2 separate regions of the Homo sapiens genome follow, and region 1 is linked to region 2. The links are chromatin contacts, found by Hi-C in ENCODE. All regions are on one chromosome and are shown on one strand. Each heading gives the region's core, a stretch centred on a gene start or an enhancer-like site at or near the end of the contact. The rest is flanking DNA. Distances are from core to core; before and after follow the strand shown.

Region 1 (6,389 bases), core at 118-2,617, 910 kb before region 2:
GATTAATGACAGCACCTGAGATAAGTGGCACTTTCACCAACCTTAACTGTTGATGTATGATGACATAATGTCCCCTCCAATTAATGACAAGGATATAAAACACCTGTATTTAGCAGAGCAGATGCTGCTTTTATGGTTAGATGCGCAGATGAAATTGACTTCTAAAGGACCATCTATAACTTACTTCCCTATTATTTGTTTCTACATTTGTTTCGTTATGTATGTTGTAGGTGCAGGAGGAAATTTAACCCTGGATTTCACACCTGCACAGCCAAAAGGTATATGCTTATTGTAATTTACTTAAAGACAACTTACATCCCACCATCAAGCAGGTTGGCGATGGTGATCTCCTTCATTTACTGAGGACCTTTCATACTGTGTGAACCTCACTTTATATATATATGATATATATGATATATACGTAATATATATAAAGGTAAGCAATACCTTTAATCAGTCAGTTGATCCATCCATCCATCAACCAAAGTATACTGAAACCACCTGTTTAAATCCTCTGTAAGGTAAGCACAGTGTAAGTAGTTTTAAAAATTAAAACGGTTATTGCATACTAAACATATGCAATGTGATGGATTAGGTGTTTTGGGGTTGTCAAGGATTTCTTTATGGAATTATAATTGATGAAAGGGAACAAGACATATAAACATGGTGGTAAATGCTAAATCTTAGGGAGAGCCACAGATAGTGGGCATCCGAAGAGCTCAGGGAAAGGAGAGAGCCACATGGGCTGAGGTTGGTGGGGAAAGTGCACAGAATAGTTGGGATAGAAGAAGAGACCATGTAAATAGCTATCAAAGGAAGAGAGGCCAGATCAGGTGGGAGATTATACTTTTGAAGCAAAGGCAAAGGGAATACACAGGTCAAGGCAGAGTCTGGAGCCAATGAGAAAACCACTGTGTACAAAGTGTACATAGGACAAATAATAGATCAAAGAGAGAGATTGGGTCAGGATTATTAACAGCATTGAAGACCGATTTCATTTCCTTTAAATGTTGATTTGGGAATCATCCCTAAGGATAGGGTAAAATATGGGGAATCTCATATTCCCCAGTGAGGCTTCCACTACCACTGTGCTGAGTTAGGTCCTAGCATGCTTGGGTGTGGACTCTTATGGCTCCCTCTGGGGTTTCTGAGGCCAGAAAGGACACTAGTGTCAGGGCTACTGCCCAGGGGATGAGGCCCAGAAGCATCCTTTCTTCTGTGTCTTCCCCCACTCTTCCCCCTGCCCCCCTCCACCCCCACCCCAGGTCTTGGGCAGCTTTCTCCTCTCTCCCTTGCTGTGGCAGGTGGCCTTCACCAGTTCTGCTTTCACTTTTGGGGCAAACGTTCTGTCTCTTTCACTTTCTTTTGTGCCTTGCTGGCAGGTGTAGCCATTCTAACATGGCAGGGTGGTCTCTGAGTCGGAGGCAGGCCACACAGGCAACTGGGGCTGACAATCTGAGGTCAAACTTCTCTTAATGAATTTGGAGATAGAATGTAAATCCCTTAAGAGCAGGCCTCTGTTTTTTTCATCGCTATATCCCTAGCACCTGTGCCTGGTGCATAGTGTATTTAATACACATTTGTGGAATAAAAAAAGAAAGTGTCATTTAGCATTGCTTTCTTTTTCCCACATATATTTTCTTTAGGGACCTGGACAGTTGGTTGGGGGCAACATTGGCTGTTTGGGGCCCCCATGCCCCAGACTTCTCTGTTTCTACCTGTGAATACCTGTTAATAGTTATTGGCACTCAATTTTAATACCCCCAACAGTAGCCACTAACATTTGGCAACTAGCTTTTCCTTTGCTTTTCGTAGAGAAGCTATTTTTGGTGTCAGCAGAGCCCCCAAGGATAGTTTAAATTTCCTATGCCCAGCTACCTTAAGATTCCAGTCTGAGGAGAGAATCAGTAGAGGCCACGTGGGGACCCATTCTCATTTCAGCTTCGTGAAGAGAAAAGGTGCCTTTCCTGCTTTTCAAGATTATTTTCTCCATTTCACACCCACCTCTCTAACTTGACCAGACTCATATTTTATCCATGATCCATTCTCTCTCTGTCTGGTGTTTTCTACCTCTCACTATCAACAGATTACTTCTTTGGAAACTATAGACATGTTTTTCTTATCTTTAAAAAAATCTGTCTTCCTCTTTGTGTTCCAGTTGTTGCCATTGTCCCTTTCCGCTTTCCTTTATAGTCTAGTTTCTTGGGACACACACACACACACACACACACACACACACGCATTTATAGCCTTGACTTCCTCACTCTCATCTCATGGCTTCCTAATGCCTTCCTAGGTGACCAGCTTGGGACTGGCCTTACACTTTCTGGTATCCCACATTGCATTAGAGACCCTTTGTGCTGTCATAGGTCCCAGCTCTTTGTGCTGGTTCATCTTGTGCAGCTATTGAATGGGATTCTAGGAATCATTATCATGTCTATCACCTATTTGTCTATTAAAATGATATTGAAAGAATTGGGCCCATGAGAAGTTTTCTTGTTGCCCTAATAGTTGTATTTTCACAGAAAGCTTCTTCTTTTAGGAAAAGGGCAAACCATGGCTCCATGCTGTCTTATGTAATCTTAGCAGGAGTTTAAGGCTTGGGAATGTTCTGAGGGGATGAATAGGTAATAGAGGATTCTCTATGCCCCACTGGTTATCCAAGAATTATAGACTAGAATCGCACTCTACACAACTCGAAGGAACCTCAGAGACCATCTAGTTACATGAGGAAATTAAGGCCTGGAGGCTGGGATGTGGGCAGAGAAAGTGTAGTGTGGTAATCAAGACTATGTCTTTTGAACCTGAATTCCTGGGTTTAAATCCCATCTCTGCTATTGAAGGGCCAGTTGCTTTGCCTCTGTATGTTCAAGTTTCCTCATCTGTAAAATAGAGCAATAATAGCAGCTATTCCATGGGGCTGTTGCGCAGATTAAGCAGTTAATACTTGCAAGGCTCTTGGAATAGTGCCTGGCAAATAATAAACATGTATGTAAGTGCTACTTCCTAGTATTAGTTAAACAATCATTTGTTGACAACCCACTGCATGCCAGAAACTGTACTGGGTGCTGGGATAAGAAAATGATGAAGTCACATAAATGATGTGTGTAAGTTCCTGAGGGAGAAGAGTCAGGACACACAGTGGGGTGTGGGATCTCCTCACTGCTGCCGTTAACTTCCACATAATCTTGACAAGGTGGTCATGTGTTCTGTTGTTCCAAGTGTTAGAATGAGGAGAACTCATCCAGGTGTCCATGAGCAAGCATTGTCTGCAGACATTTCTGTTTGCACATTTAGGAAAAGAGGAGATGCCCAGCACTTTGTGAGGCCGAGGTGGGCAGATCATGAGGTCAGGAGTTCAAGACCAGCCAGGCCAACATGGTGAAACCCCCCCTCTACTAAAAATACAAAAGTAAGCTGGGCAAGGTGGTGCATGCCTGTAATCCCAGCTACTTGGGAGGCTGAGGCAGGAGAATTGCTTGAACTGGGACCCGGGAGGTGGAGGTTGCAGTGAGCCGAGATCATGCCACTGTGCTCCAGCCTGGGCTACACAGCGGGACTCTGTCTCAAAAAAAAAAAAAAAAAAAAGAGATAAATTAAGATGCCATTCAGTAGAACACTTCTAAAAGAAATGGAATGTACATGGCTTGGCCAATGGAAATAATGACGTTTTTGCCTGAAGCCATAAGTTTGTTTGTCCTTTTTCTTTGTCATGGGTATGTTTAGTCTTCAAACTGGCTTTTAAGGATGAGTTTATTATTTCTAAGAGAAGAGCAGTATTTTCTTGACCAAACAGAGGTGGCACTTCCATGAGCCAAGCCTTTAGTTCAGTTTAGTTGGAAGTGAGTTACTCAGCTTTTGATCTGTTGTATTTGTTTGAGTATTTATTTTATGTACTGATTTATTTTTAATGGCAGAGATATATGGAAGTTGTCTCCTAAGCAGAAAATAAACAAATGCCCACTCAGAGATTTGTGCTCATAACAGAATTTTTGGTCTGTGAATTGGGTCCTGAGAGATTAAAGACAGCTGGTGCATACCGCAGCCGCCACGAAGCACTGTGTTTCTGGGGAAGTGTGTTGAATGAAATCTAAACAATGCTAACTGGTCACAGACACTAATTAAGAAGTATGCCAGTAGCTGTGGGCTGCTCAAATAAAACACTATCTTTTCTTCACTCTGTTGACATAGAGATACAAATAAGGTTCCAGAAAGATTGGAAAGGAGAGAGTGTGGGGACTGTAATCTTGTCTTTCCGGTATGTTTGCCAAAATCAGATAACACTGAGAAGGAACTGGTTCAAAAACACCAAAACGCATTGTTAAATGAGGGCTGCATTGTGTTTTCCTTAAGAAAAAAAAAGTCATAGAGCTCAAATCTTTCAAATTCTCACTTCTTTACCATCATAATTTTGTATTAATTAGAAAGAAAATAGTTTTACCAAGAGTTATTTGCCATGGCTTATGTATAGTTTTACAGGTGATTTATTGTGAAAAAGAAACACTTTAAAGAAATCTGTGATAAGATAAATCTCTGCAGATTATTTCATAAAGTGGTGAAATGAATTTAAGAACAATTCTGGGTTGTTTTTTTTTTTCTTTTTTTGAGACAGAGTTTTGTTCTTGTTGCCCATGCTGGAGTGCAATGGCGTGACCCTGGCTCACCACAACCTCTGCCTCTCGGGTTCAAGCGATTCTTCTGCCTCAGGCTCCTGAGTAGCTGGGATAACAGGCATGCGCCACCACGCCCAGCTAATTTTGTACTTTTAGTAGAGACAGGGTTTCTCCATGTTGGTCAGGCTGGTCTCGAACTCCCAACCTCAGGTGATCCACCCACCTCAGCCTCCCAAAGTGCTAGGATTACAGGCGTGAGCCACCGCGACTGGCCGAACAATTCTGTTTTAAAGATGTTACCCATTAGTAAAACATTGTAGGAAAATTCATTTCAGGAAGCCTAAGGTGTCCTTGAAGGCTGAGAGTTTCTCCCTGGACACTTGGGTAGGGAGATTTGTGTCAATTTGTCTAACTCTAAGAGTTAAGAGTGCTGTTTCGTCACATGGATACATTGCATAATGGCAAAGTCTGGACTTTTAATGTAACCATCACCTGAATAATGTACATTGTGCCCATGAAGTAATTTCTCATCCTTCACTCCCCTCCCATCCTCCTACCCTGCTGAGTCTCCAGTGTCTATTATTCCACACTGTATGTCCATGTGTACATATTATTTAGCACCCACTTATAAGTGAAAACATGCGGTATTTGATTTTCTGTTTCGAAGTTGTTTCACTTAAGATATTGGCCTCCAGTTCCATCCATGCTGCTGCAAAAGACATGATTTCATTCTTTTTTATGGTTTACAGTCAGACGTTGAATGAGACATGAGAACATGGGAGAGTCTGGGGACCTGGGAGCAGAGCAACCATGGTGGAATAGAGGCAAAGGAAATGAACAAGCTCTTCAATTTTCTGTGTCGCTCCTTGCTGTGTACCCTGGACCCTAAGGTAGATGCAAGCTACTTTAAATTAAATGGATGAGAAATGGAGCTGATACATACCTTTGTTCCTAATAGCCCTTATTCCTATGGTGAAAGAGGAGCTTGCTTTGTGGTGATAGTTAGAAAGGCAGTGTCTACCCAGGCCACTGCCTACTCACCTCCTCAAACAGCAGAGTTTTTCTTTGTCAAGGTCTTTACGACTTTTAAATCTTCTCTTTTGGAGTGAAATAACAGTCATGATTTCAATTAATACTGTTTGAGAGCTTCCAGTTTTTCTGCTCTGTTTTTTCCCCATCTTTGTGGTTTTATCTACTTTTGGTCTTTGATGACGGTAATATAAAGATGGGTTTTTGGTGTGGATGTCCTTTCTGTTTGCTAGTTTTCCTTTTAACAGACAGGACCCTCAGCTGCAGGTCTGTTGGAGTTTGCTAGAGGTCCACTCCAGACCCTGTTTGCCTGGGTATCAGCAGCGGTGTCTGCAGAACTGCAGATTTTCATGAGCCGTGAATGCTGCTGTCTGATCGTTCCTCTGGAACTTTTGTCTCAGAGGAGTACCCGGCCATGTGAGGTGTCAGTCTGCCCCTACTGGGGGGTGCCTCCCAGTTAGGCTGCTCAGGGGTCAGGGGTTCGGGACCCACTTGAGGAGGCAGTCTGCCCGTTCTCAGATCTCCAGCTGTGTGCTGGGAGAACCACTGCTCTCTTCAAAGCTGTCAGACAGGGACATTTAAGTCTGCAGAGGTTACTGCTGTCTTTTTGCAGAAAAGGCCTTTGACAAAATTCAACAACCCTTCATGCTAAAAACTCTCAATAAATTAGGTATTGATGGGACGTATCTAAAAATAATAAGAGCTATCTATGACAGACCCACAGCCAATATCATACTGAATGGGCAA
Region 2 (6,177 bases), core at 2,171-4,670:
CCAGTGAATGAATATAGTAGTAAAAGTGGTGTAGCAAGGTAGAAAAAACACTGCACTAGACATAAAAAGACCTTTCAAGTATAACGTCTGACAGCCTCTACTTACACACCCAGTGGCCTTGGTTAGGTCACAAACCTGCTTCTCTGTCTACAAAGCAGGTATAAAATAGTGCCTGCATAATAAGGTGGTGTCAATATACTGATAACAAACCTTTATCAAAGTACTTATTCCATGCCAGAGTACTTATTCCATGTTCTAAGTGGTACACTATTACATCATTTGCATCTATTGAATCATTTATTCCTATAAAAATCCTGTGAGATGGGTACTACTGTTTATTCAAGAGACTTAAAAATGAGACACAGAGAGGTGAAGAAACATGTCTGCGGTCACACATAGTAAGTGGCAGAGCTGGGAGTGAGACCTGGGCAGCCTGTCTCTAAAGTTTCTGTGTTCTTAACCATAGTGCTGTCTATGCTGCCTAGCGTTTCAGACACTCTGTAGACCAAAAAGCTCTCTACAGCAAGGTTGTCATTAAGTTAGCAAGTATTTGACTATCTACAATAAATTAATATTCAGAAATTTCATTTCACTGTAGAGTGATCATCAGTATCTCTGTATAGTCATGTCCTATAACTTTTGCCCAAGCAAATCAGTATGCCAGGCAGTCCAGGGGAGCATCTGTGTAAACAAAGACAGTATAATATAGTGGTTAGAGTATGAAATCTGATCAACTGGGTTTTTAGGGGGCTATGTCACTTCCTAGCTACACAGTTATTTGTAAAATAAGTACTCATTGGGGTTTGAATGCATTTATGTAATATCCTTGAATGTTACATACTATTGTTACACATAATAAAAAGCACTGTCATGCTATTATCAGTAACAAGGTAACTACCTTTCATTTGGCATTTGAGAAACAAATCTAACATGGCAGCCTACTTAGGAGTAGTTAGCAGTAGAATAGAAACTAAGACCAGGGTCTCAGCTATGTTCAAAAGAATTTTACCTAACAGAGGTCACTTGCTTTTTCTGAAATTATGTAATATTGCTTTTTTTTTTTTTTTTTTTTGAGATGGGGTCTTGCTCTGTCACCTAGGTTGGAGTACAGTGGTGCAATCATAGTTCACTGCAGTCTCAAACTCCCAGGCTCAAGCGGTCCTCCCACCTCAGGCTCCTGAGTAGCTGGGTACACAGGTTCACAACCACCACACCTGGCTAATTTTTTTCTTTTTTTTTGGTAGAGACAGGGTCTCCCTGTGTTTCCCAGGCTCTGCAAACCCATCTCTATCAAACCAAGACACGTAGTCAGCCCTTTTAATCATTAGACCTAGTGGTCTGCAAAGTTTGTGTTGGAAATACTTTATCTTCTCTCTTTTGAACTGGTACATCGGCTGTGATGCCCGGAGCTGCTTATACTGTGGTTCCCTTGGCCAATAATTTGTTTATGCCTAAATCAGCCTTGCCTCTAAGTGATAAGGAGATACGTGCTTTTTCTTTTGTTTTGTGTCAGTGGTATTCTCTAATAGGCCGGGAACGGGTCTGCCCAAGTGATGCACAGCCCCTTGGTGGGGCTGGCTATAGATCCCCCCGCAAAACTGAAGGTTAGGCCTAAGATATTAGCTTTGCCTGGCAAGATGAAGATGTGTGGACTAGGTAGACCTGTGTGGCAGTCTGTTTCTTTTATAAAGTAAACAGAGTTCAGTTTGTTTAGGACTGCTTAGGTAGATTTCTTACACTGAGCAGGAATATTTGTACAGATGTTTTAAGGTAAAGTCAAAGAATGGCTAGATTGTAGCCTTTGACGCATTATAATGTATCTTTTCTCAGTGCCCCTGTTGAATTCACAAAAGAAAAGGTATTTTTGATCATCGGCTATGAGAAACTTAAAACACTTTTTTTTATATATAAAGGCTGATTTAGTTAACTCTTCTTGCATTTAAAGAAAAAAACATCTGCTGAAAGTAGGGAGGGGGGAGGTGTGAGCGGAAGCGTGGTCTCCACATTCCACAATGAATGTCTTTTCCCAGCCAATTTTAATTTGCAGAAAAACCAGGCACTGAGTTAGATTCCTCGGGAAAAGTCCCTGTTGGCTGATGAGCCCTGAACTTCTTCCGTGTACACCCTGAACAGGGACTGATGCTTCAGTTCACAGAGATAATTTTTCTCTGGAAAGCCGATAGATCCGATTTAGCCACCCCTCATTTGTAGTCATTGCCACCTTGTGGATTACAAAGGATATTGGTTTTCATCAAACTTCCATTTCGATTTGGCTTTTTATGGCAAGTACACGTTGGCAGTGGATTGCCGTGTTCCTCACCAAAAGGATCCTGGTTTGTTCAGCAACACCTCACTTCTCCACTCACAGTTCATTTATGATTCTGATGAGAGTGTTTTTTCAGGAAACACACATTTCACTTTTTGACCTAGGAGCATCTGTTAGAATTTTTTTTTAATACTACTTTGGCATTCTGAAAGTGTTAATGTCTTTCATATCTGTTTAATGCTATTTAGGGATATTTATGATCACCTCTTGGTTACTCAGGGTAAAGTGTGTCGCAATTTTTTTTAAACAGACAGGAAAGCATTCACATGAGGAAACAGATTGCTTTAAACATGTGCTTCCTGTGACAGTAAAAAGAACAAATTAGATTTAACACTGTGTAATGAATGCATAAATGTGTACATTTAAGCTTTTAAAAGCTTTATGTTCAGTTCTGGTCACAACAAAAATTGAGTCACCTGTAAAAATTAAAGATGCCCAGGGTACTCTCAGACTTTTGAAATGCCCAGCAATTGCAGTCCTCACCTGACGATGCCTCGTTGGAATTATAAAAAGCATGATCTATTAGTGCTGGAGAGAACTAGAACATTACAAGGCACATTCAGAGGTTAAACCAGGTTACAGTCAGATTCCGTACATTTAGCAAATAAATCAGAATTTGTTGTGGGGGGGAGAATACTTCACTCTCATCTTCCTCCCTAAGAATCAATGAAAAAATCAATTTTCGGGAACCCCATATATTCCTCTGTCTTTCATGAAAGAAAAAGAAGGAAACCTGATGTTTACTTACTAGCATTTACTACAATTTAATTATATAAGAAAATGACTCTTTTTCTTATGTAATTCAGTTTGTGTTTTGTATGCTGGCAGGGAGTGAATAGAATCTGAGTTAATATTTCCAGTTAGACTAGAGTGTGGAATTGGAGGGCCTGAATCCTCTCCCCGGAAGAAGAGGCACTCATGGCCATTTCTGTCTGAGCCTGCGGATAGTGCCTCTCCGTCCCCTGTGCTTTCAAAGCTAAGGATTTGTGGCACGCTTGCCATCTCTCTGGCCAAGGAGGGCCAGGAGAGAGTCCCTCGGGGGAGGGCACATAGTTTGAGGACATCTGACTCTCTTCTATCACATACTGAGGTACTAATATCAAAACAGACTGCTTGTCGTCGCACGGTGGGGCAGTGCTTTTTTTGGCTGCCGTGGTCGAAATGAAATGGGCAAGCTGTAGTCCGCTTGGCATCAGAATGGGCTAAGGGAAGCAGGGAAATCAGAGTCAGACTGTGAATGCAAGTCACAGCCAATGGTTAACTTCCTTTTTGTGTGTCACTTGGCAGCAGCGAGACTGATGGTGATTTTTTTTTTTAACATGGGTGAGAGTTCAGTGCCCTAGGAAGAGCCGTAGATGCTGTTATTGTGCTTCCTCATACAGTTGACTTGTGTTGATTTCTTGAGGCCAGTACAGCTGTTCCAAGAGCCAGCTCCAGGAGCTTTGTGTGTATGTACATGGCCATCGGACGTCGGATGAAAAAGGTAAACAGATGAGAGGTGATCCATACAAAATCTCACTGCTGATCACTAGGCAGTCTTAGGGGAATCAGGTTCTGGCATAAGGCAATAATACCAAAGAATAATATATAGTGCACTTGAAGGGATACTCCCTTGTATACAGACACCCAAAGATATTTTTAAATTATCACCACTCCGCACCCCTCATCTCACATACAGGATTCAAATCAATTTTGGACTGTCTGGAAAATGTAGGACTAAAATAGCCAGATTGAATTCAGATAAAATTACCTTCTGCTTTTTTGGGAGGTTGTTGCTTTTTGGTTAGCCACATTATTTTCTTTGAAGATTCATTTGGAAGAGAGTTTGGTAGAATTTCTAGCCTCTCTCAAGATTTTCCTCCCATTTCTCTGTTTGCAAAGAGCTGTTCCCCAAAGGCAAAAAGAGCGAGTTGCCATCTTGAGCGAATTGTATGTTTAGTGAACACCAAATGGTCTCAGAGTTACCCTAAATTTTCATTATATCTGGTTGCTTTCAAATACTATTTATTCCCCTCAAAACTCCTAACCATTTATATAAGATATCAGTAAGATGACCAACTTCTGACAACCCAAAAGCAGGGAAGGAAGCTTAGAAATAGAATACCATTTGTCTGGTAATTAGAGTGTATCTCTTAAGAGTTCGAGAGAATTCTGATTAACCTTTCTGTTCCCACATTCTCACGTAAAATTAGCACACCTTTTAAATTATTATCTAGTATTTAAACACATATTTTTGAGTCTTCTTAATGCAACAGGTTCTGGGGACACTAAAAGTGTGTTATAGTTTTCTAAAAAACTTCATTTTTCTTACATTTTAAATGTTCTGTTTGTGCAAAATTTCGAGAATCACCATAAGGGCTTCTTTGCATTTTTAATTTAGTAACTAACATATGAATAAATTTGCATATTAATTAGTTGCAGATTAAATCATGCATACATAATTGCCTCCTTACTGTGTTTAATGTTTGTCAAAATCTCCAGCCTGGTTTGATGGATGTCGTATGAAAGATTACAATTTGATGTACCCTTGGAAGTATTTACACCAATAATGCAAGATTCTTAATAGCAGAATTTTCTAGTTATATACAGTTACTAATAAACATGTAAGATAGGTACATGTCCCTTTGACTAAAATTTTTTTCTTTGCACCAAATCATTTACTATTCATAATCATTAATGCATCTCCTAATTATACAGCATATGTCTGTTAACCCTTTCATTGCTGGCCTTCAAATGGTAGCTTCTTTCTTTTTCTTGCCCCCTAAAGAAAGCAAAATTGTTTGATAATACTCTGAAATTACTCGATTGCCTTTTATTTATTTCTCTCCTAGTATATGGACAAACCTCATTTGCCATTTATTTTAACATACAATAGATAATTATATGATCATTTTGTATTTTCTAGTTAAAGATCATAAAATGACCCACGTGCACATGGTTAGTAGCTGATGGGCTTTTGCCTTTCTTTTACCAATGCTGAAAAAAATTGAAATATTTCAGATACTTCATATAGTAGTAAAAAAAAATGTATACACAGACATACTCTCTATTTAGGAGGGTAATTGTAGAATAAGTAAAAGTATTAAAATTATATTTAAATTCATTTTGAATATTGAAATGCATTTAATGTATCATGATCAAACATAGGATGGAAATGTGATTTTTTTTATTAGAATTGAGATCTCTGAAGTAGAAACTGACAAGAGAATAGATGCTCTTGATTTGACATAATTTTAAAATGCCAATAAATGTTTTCTCAAATTTCTTCAGGTATTTAATTTTTTAAGTTTTATCTTACTCATATAAAAAGTAGACCAACTGGCTTTTTTTTTTCCTTTTTACTATTTTGATGTCTAAGCTGCTTATCACACTGTATTACCCTGCATTAATGAGTATTCCTACTGTGCAAAATTCTATCAAAAATGATGGTGTGAATGTCATTTTTAATTGGAAGTTTATACAGTCAAATTTATAGTACACAACAAAAAATATGTATGTAGTTCTGCTCCAAGCCTTTTTTTAGGCTTTTGATCTTTTTAGTTTAAGTATACATTTTTATTAATCTAAGTGTCATTTGAAAATCTACACAAATATGACTACATTTTTTATTAATACCATTGTATTATGGAAGAGAGGGAAACTAAGGCATAGAGTAATTATAATGTCTGTAAACTGTAAGAAGAACAAATACAAGAATGACCAAGAATAGATTTTCAGGGGTCTTTTTTAGACATGAAAACTTGCTGACCGGTTCTGTATGTTTCACATAAGTCAGACTGTATGATTTCTGTCTTCTTTATTTTTGAATGCCTGCATTTATATGCCTAGTAAAAAGGCAAAGGTTAAAATGA

What was found. Hi-C counts contacts between places; a loop is a spot of excess contacts on that map. Pooled maps may share reads with other maps.
Region 1: a map with no recorded cell type shows a loop between it and region 2 (4-fold over the local background). The contact joins two enhancer-like sites. A Hi-C loop is called at or near these places in 1 of 168 maps with a recorded cell type or tissue (B cell), 3 of 37 single-sample maps with no recorded cell type and 5 of 50 pooled maps.

What each region holds. Positions count from the first base shown.
Region 1 is chr18:56,243,754-56,250,142 of GRCh38, reverse strand. No RefSeq gene overlaps it. Among named protein-coding and RNA genes, the nearest start is that of LINC03069, 56 kb to the right of the region's middle. RefSeq lists a silencer at 1,123-1,172 and an enhancer at 1,303-1,442. Within about 2 kb of position 1,367, at least 2 of the 41 ENCODE cell types and tissues checked have a DNase peak (open chromatin) inside an H3K27ac peak, as active enhancers do; they include B cell, where a contact is called at or near this core.
Region 2 is chr18:55,335,479-55,341,655 of GRCh38, reverse strand. The region is part of intron 8 of TCF4 (transcription factor 4); the gene reads left to right. Among named protein-coding and RNA genes, the nearest start is that of TCF4-AS1, 110 kb to the left of the region's middle. Within about 2 kb of position 3,420, at least 16 of the 41 ENCODE cell types and tissues checked have a DNase peak (open chromatin) inside an H3K27ac peak, as active enhancers do; they include B cell, where a contact is called at or near this core.